Regions from separate parts of the Mus musculus genome. Here region 1 is linked to region 2. Evidence: chromatin contacts called from ENCODE Hi-C or POLR2A ChIA-PET data. All regions are on one chromosome and are shown on one strand. Each heading gives the region's core, a stretch centred on a gene start or an enhancer-like site at or near the end of the contact. The rest is flanking DNA. Distances are from core to core; before and after follow the strand shown. Region 1 holds the start of Kcnc3 (potassium voltage gated channel, Shaw-related subfamily, member 3). Region 2 holds the start of Spib (Spi-B transcription factor (Spi-1/PU.1 related)).

The links. A loop is a pair of places that touch in the nucleus more often than their neighbours do. ChIA-PET counts read pairs that join two places held with the same protein, here RNA polymerase II (POLR2A).
Region 1: a loop to region 2 is called in a map of mouse embryonic stem cell, with 2.7 times the contacts of the local background. The contact joins the promoter of Kcnc3 here to the promoter of Spib in region 2. A Hi-C loop is called at or near these places in 1 of 37 maps with a recorded cell type or tissue (mouse embryonic stem cell). POLR2A ChIA-PET finds 5 or more read pairs at or near these places in 4 of 5 experiments (Patski and embryonic stem cell).

Annotation. Positions count from the first base shown.
Region 1 is chr7:44,589,400-44,592,741 of GRCm38, reverse strand. It overlaps Kcnc3 (potassium voltage gated channel, Shaw-related subfamily, member 3), which reads right to left and starts at 1,856. Exons shown (of 4, transcript NM_008422.2): 1 at 984-1,856. The coding sequence starts at 1,856.
Region 2 is chr7:44,530,648-44,533,750 of GRCm38, reverse strand. It overlaps Spib (Spi-B transcription factor (Spi-1/PU.1 related)), which reads left to right and starts at 1,680. Exons shown (of 6, transcript NM_019866.1): 1 at 1,680-1,720; 2 at 2,501-2,528. The coding sequence starts at 1,698. Pold1 (polymerase (DNA directed), delta 1, catalytic subunit) reads left to right here. Exons shown (of 27, transcript NM_011131.3): 24 at 1-67; 25 at 326-378; 26 at 450-547; 27 at 857-1,007. The coding sequence ends at 962.

The DNA of each region.
Region 1 (3,342 bases), core at 607-3,106, 59 kb before region 2:
CTGAAAGTCACTTGGCAGAATGAGAAAGTAACCGGGGAAGGAGGGATGGAAATGAAATTAATCCCGGAGACACAGGGCAGGTGTGCAGTTGGAGGGAAGGATATACGAACTGTGAGCAATTCGGTGGGAGGGGGGGGAACGACACACATACTGGGGGTACTGGAGAGGATAAGTATAACATAGGGCTCTTTTGGAGACACAGGAGTGGAACCTGCTGGACTCGAGGGAGGAAGTCCTTTGAAGGAGGCTGGTAAAGACGGTGAAGGATTTAAGGGTTTAGAAAGGAAGACGCCACCCCCAGCACACACTCAGCTAGATTGTGGGAAACTGTCCTGACTAGGACCAGTAGTTTGGAGGTTCAGAAGGCTCTGAGGGTTCCTTGGGGGGCGGAGATCTTCTAGAACTTTTGAGAGCTAAGAGCAGAAGATCACAAACAGCCAGGAGGCCCAAAGTTGAGAGAAAAACAGATCTAGGAGTTGGGCCCAGGGAGAATGAGGGAGGGCTCCAAGGAGGGAGAGATGGAGATGGAACTTCAGAGGGTCTGGAGATGGGTGGGACCTGGGACACTGAGGATCGGGAATAAGAAAATGGCTTTGGAGTGTTCAAGGGACAGTGGGAGAAGTTTTGAAGAGGCTGAGGCCATTCTGGGGACCTGCCAAAGGTCTCAGAAGGTGTGTGAGAAAGGTGGGGTAGGACTGTCAGGGAAATCCAGCTAGGAAGCTGTTCCCCAGGATCTATGATGACTAGGAGCAGCAGCGAGTTGGGGTTTAGAAGGTCCCAGGGACGCTTAAGTTTTCGGGAGGTGTCCTTGGAAGGGTGGTCTAAAGAGAGGGGTGTGTTTGCAGGGGTGCAGGGAACTCCAGCTGCAAGGAGGAAGGGCTTCCAGAGAACTGGAGGGCTCAAGAGGAGGAGGGACACTGGGATGGAGTGCTCCGGAAACAGAGCGGTTGGGATAATTAGGAGTGCTCGGAGAGCGCGCTCACCCTGGCAGCCCGCGACGAGTAGGGGTCCTCAAAAAGCGCCCACACACGGGGCTGCCAGCGCCGCCACCAGGTGCCGCCCGCGCCGCCCGCGCCCCCGGCAGGTCCTCCGGCACCTCCGCCCGCGTCCTGAAAACACAGACGCTTGAGCTCGCCGCCTGCCCCGTCCAGGCCGCCGCCTCCTGCGCCCGCCTCGTCGTCCAGTCCCGCATCGTGCGCGCCTCCGGCGTTGGCGTTGGCGTTGGCCGAGGAGTCCGGGGCCTCGAAAGAGTCCAGTGCCTCCTCAGCGTCACGGTGCTGGCGATAGGTCATCCAGCAGCAGGCCTCCACGTCCGTCTCGTCTATGCCCCAGAAGCCCAGCTCCTCCTCGAAGAGCGGCCCGCACACGTCGGCCGGGCAGTGCAGTTTGCCGGTGCGGTAGTAGTTGAGCACGTAGGCGAAGACGCCCGGGTGACGGTCGAAGAAGAACTCGTCCGTGCCCGGGTCGTAGTCAAAGCGCGCGGCCGCCTCGGGCTCGGTCAGCCCGGCCAGTCTGGTCCCTGGCAGGGTGCGCAACGTGGAGCGGTACGTCTCATGGCGCACGCCGCCCACGTTGATCACGATCTTACCGCTGTCGCCGCCGCCGCCGCCGTGCCGCCCCATGGCCACCGCCGGCAGCCCGGGGCATGGCTCGGCACGCCGGCCCCCAGGCCCGCAGGAAAGCGGGGCACCCGCCGGGGAGGCGGCAGTGCCGGGCTGAGAGCACTGCTGCTGCTGCGGCGGCGGCAGAGGCGGCGGTGAGGACTCAGGCGGCTGCGGCGTTGGCACCGGCTGAGGCTGCTGCTTGCCGGTCCCCTGGCGCCCGCGGAACGACCAGACGCACACTGAACTGAGCATTGGACAGGGAGGCGGGGCTGGGAGGGGGCAGGGTCTCGGGGGCGGGGCCCGGGTAGAGAGGCAGACGTGATTGGACAGGAGGAGGCGATGAATGGATGGGAGGGTGTGATTGGGCAGGTGGAGGGAGGGCACGAGCTGATTGGGCTGAGCGACTGGGCGGGGCCACGGCTAGGCAGACTCCGACCCAGCCTAGCTAGAGGAGGTGGGGTTGCACAGAAAGCTCAGGGATTGGATCCTACCTAGGAGAGGGCGGGGCGTCAAGGGGACCCTAAAAATGCCTAACTCAGCAGCACAGCGAAAATGGAGACCTCAGAGCCAGGTATGGGAAAGAGCCAGGTACCGTGAAGGAAGGGGGATCAGGCGTTCAAGGTCATGCTACAAAGTGAGATAGAGGCCAGCCTGGGCTGCATGAGACTCTGCCTCGAAAAAAAAAGGCCTATCAATTCTGGTGGGGGTAGGGGTGAGGAACGGGTTGGGGGGTGGTGGGTGGGGGGAAAGAAGTCACAACAAGAGAAGCTGACAAAAAGAAAACAAATTGCCTAGAGCCCGGGCAGGCGGGACCTGCACTGAAAAGGCAAATGAACGGGAAAGTAGGAGTAATTGGATGCAGCGAGCCCAAGAGATTATTAACAATCCTTATTGGGCCGCGACAATGAGGGGGGAGGGTCTCAACTGGGGTGAGGGCGGTACAAGGGAACTAGAGGTGGAGTTGGAACTTGATTAAATAAAAAAACTCACAGGAGACAGTCGAAGCGGAAGATACTGGGACGCTATGGTAAAGGAAGGAAGGCGAGGCCTGGGAGCCTCTGGATGAAAGCTGGGGAGGGGCGGAGGCTGCAAGTTGTGGAGTTGAGGGAGGTCTTAGGTTCGCTGTCCTCCTGCTTCAACATTAGCATCCCAAGTAGCTGAGATGACAGATGAGCACCACCATGTCCAACTGGATGTTGCAAATTTGGACTTCGTTAGACGGGGTTAGACCTGGGCGAAGAGGATCCGGACGAATGGGAGACACAGGCAGATGGACAGGGTCTATATCTTATATGAAACACCTTCAATAGTCCAGAGGAAGATGCGACTAGTAAGTGGATGGCAAAGTGGGGCGCTAAAAATGAGCATTTAGAGAGCCAGAAGCCTCCAGGCTGGTGGGATGGAGTTCTGGAAATGAGATGCCTGTTAGGGGAAGGACACTCATTGCTGGGCACGGGGCTGGGGGTGGGCTGGAATAGAGAGATTCATTGGTAGAGACCCCGGAGGATGGTCCACTACGTCTTAGGGAAGGGGCAAAAGTTGCCAGCTGGTGGAAGAAAGGGGATGAAGCGTAGACAACAAAGAGTGCAGACAGAAGGGCCAAGAGATGGGTAAAGGAGTGGGGACCAGGCATGCAGGAAAGAGCGCCACCGGGAGCACGGACAACAGCCTCTCAGCCACGAGGTCAGACGGGACCATTGGGAAGGGGCGGGGTTATGGAGGGAAAAGTGAGAAGCCA
Region 2 (3,103 bases), core at 431-2,930:
GGCCTCTTGGCCTTCACCAAGCGCCGCAACTGTTGCATTGGCTGCCGCTCCGTAATCGACCATCAAGGTGAGACCGAGTTACAGCCCTTATACCCACTGGTCGGGCCCTGCCACAGGACTCCATTCTGCCTGCACTCCAGCGGAGGGTCCTCGCCTGCCCCGGGGTTCCCCAGGGGAGTTTTCCCCACACACTTGGGCCCTTGTTCTCTTGCCTCTGGGGACTTTCAGAAGCCGGGATGGGCAGCGGGTGGAGAAGAGATGCAGGGATGGAGACTAGAACCTGGCTTGGTCCCAATACCTCTGTGCTCACCCACCCCACCCCCAGGAGCCGTGTGTAAGTTCTGTCAGCCACGGGAGTCGGAGCTCTATCAGAAGGAGGTGAGTGAGGCAGGGAGGGAGCTGGAGCACGCCTGATCCGAACAGCCCTGCTCAAGCCACTGTGTCCCCAGGTGTCACACCTGAATGCCTTGGAAGAACGGTTCTCTCGCCTCTGGACACAGTGTCAACGCTGCCAGGGCAGCTTGCATGAGGACGTCATCTGTACCAGGTGTGCCCTCCCCCCTCCTGCCATCAGACTCCTGACCCAGCTGTGGGACCTCACTGCAGAATGGGCAGGGTCTGCCTGGGCTTGGTCTCTGCCTAGCCTCCCCCGGGGTGGGGCCGGGCTTTCCCCAGGGAACAGGCGGGCGGGGCGGGTTCCCACGCCAGGTGACAGCTGATATACAGCTGTCTACCTCTAGGGGTACTGCTGTTATCGGCTTCCCTATGCCCGATAAGCAAACAGCCCCCTCCCCTGGGTGGGCAGCAGGAAGGGGTCAAAGTCCTGGGAACAGCCCCTGACCACCATCCTCCGCAGCCGTGACTGTCCCATCTTCTACATGCGCAAGAAGGTGCGCAAGGACCTGGAAGACCAGGAACGGCTGCTGCAGCGCTTTGGACCGCCCGGCCCTGAGGCCTGGTGACCTGACACGGGACAAGGAATAAAGTTCAGATCTTTTGCTACTGGCTGTGTGTTGTGGTCTTTGGGAACAGGTTGGGTTTCATGGTGTAGACTCTGTACAACCCTCTGGAGCCCCAGTGTGCCTGCCTGTGTCCACACAGGACTGACATCTCTGTTTTCCCTCTGAAACCCAGCATGGGACCCTACTACTCTGTTTTGCCCCTCCCCAGGGGACTGGTGGCCACCCAGCTGGCATTAGGTGCTGTCCAGGCCTGGGGCAGCCCCTAGCACACCTCAGGGCAACATGGGACCCTCCCTGTCACGGCACAGCCATGGAGTAGCTCCCACCAGAGGGTCCTGGTGGTCTGTCTCCCCGGGCTTCCCCTCAGCTCTTGGGAGATTCCCTGTCCTCATACTGTGTCTGGGCTTCATGTTCCCTGCCATCCTGTCCTGGTCACCATTGGTCCCTCTGACATCCTGTCCCCAGGGCCTGCAAATCTTTTGTCTCACTCCCCTTTCTCAGCAATTCTCTCCATGTCAGCCTTCCATCCCCAATGGTGGGGATCCCCAAATCCAGATGGCTCCTAGGCCCACCCTCTCTGCCATGTGACTAGAGGGTTGTGCAATCCAGACCCCTCCCAGAGGGGATTTTTGAGGAGGGCCCCCATGGCCCGCCCCTGGGGGTAGGTAGGCGGAGGCTGGGCCAAATATATATAGGAGTGGTGGCCAGAGCCAGCCTAGCCTGCTCTGAACCACCATGCTTGCTCTGGAGGCTGCACAGTAAGTGGGTAACCCCCAATCCTGTTCTTGGGACCCCCACCCCACTCAGCACAGCATCCTCAGCTTCTGTGGCACCCAGAGGCAGGTGATAAGGGGGTGAATCTCCATCAGCTCTGTCTTCCTAGACAAGGTTCCAGAGATGGTGTGTTCTGGAGACACCCCCACTCCACAACCCGCCCTGACCCCATCCTGCCTAGGTGTTCCCAGGTGTGCCGTCTGTCCTTGACAGTATTGCATGGCTCATTTTCTGGCCCTCTGCACCTTGAGTTCTGTCTGTTTCTAGTTTCTTCTGTCCAGCGTTTCCTTTGGTTCTTGGTTCTGCCCTGGCTGCCCATCCTGGGGCACCAGAAATGAACTGCTTAGCTCACCCCCCCCACCCCCCTTACTGTATTCCTTGCTAGCCTGGCTCTTTAGTTCATTGCTGCTCCTAGTCTCAGCCAGACTTACTAAGACACTCAAACCCAGTTCTCTGGCCAGCCTGTCCCCAGCTGTCTGGGGACTTTCTCCCCTACTTTCCCTGCCTCCCCCAGCGTCTGTGCATGCAAATCCCAGGGAGAGTGGGGGACATTTGCCTGGCACCCGCCCCCTACTTCCTGTCCCGATAGGGTTGTGGGGGGGCCTGGAGGAGAAGGCTGGGCGCACACAGGGACAGCCCACAGACTGCAGAGCTGTGGTGGGTGATCACAGCTGCCACCATCTCCCCTCTGGGCCCCACAACCACTTTGAGACTCAGGTGGCTGAGGGCGGCCCTGACATGCCCCTGTGTCTCTCTCCTGCCAGGCTGGATGGCCCACACTTAAGCTGTTTGGTGAGTTGGACACCCCCCCCCCCACCAGAGTATGTGGCGGCCCGGTATAGCCCATGGGAACTAACCTTACTTAGATCATCTACTTCTGGCCTCAGTTTCCAGTCTCTGTCTCCCCCGACCCCCATCCCCACCACACCTTTCTGTTATTTTCCTCAAACTCCGGGCTACTTCTGAGACCTTGTGTACCTGTCTAGCCCTGTATGGCCTCTTCTTTGGAGTTATGGATCTTACACCTTTTAACTGTAGTATTTTGGACACTATTTTTCCCAACATTTTTGAACTCATAACCCAACAATGACTTTTTCTATGGTGGTGGAGAAGCCCTTCTGCCTTGAGTTTTGTTGGTTTGGTTTGGTTTGGTTTGGTTTGGTTTGGTTTGGTTTGGTATGGTTTGGTTTGAACTGAGACAGGATTTCTCCTGTCTGGCTTTCAAACTCCCTAGGCACCCCTCAGTACTGGGGATATCCAGGAGAGGCACCTGACTCGTAGGTTATTTAGAATTGACGTCTTGGGTGTGCATCAGTGAGTGCCTTCATGGTGTATACCTCTGTAGCCATTACCAGACCCAGATCTAG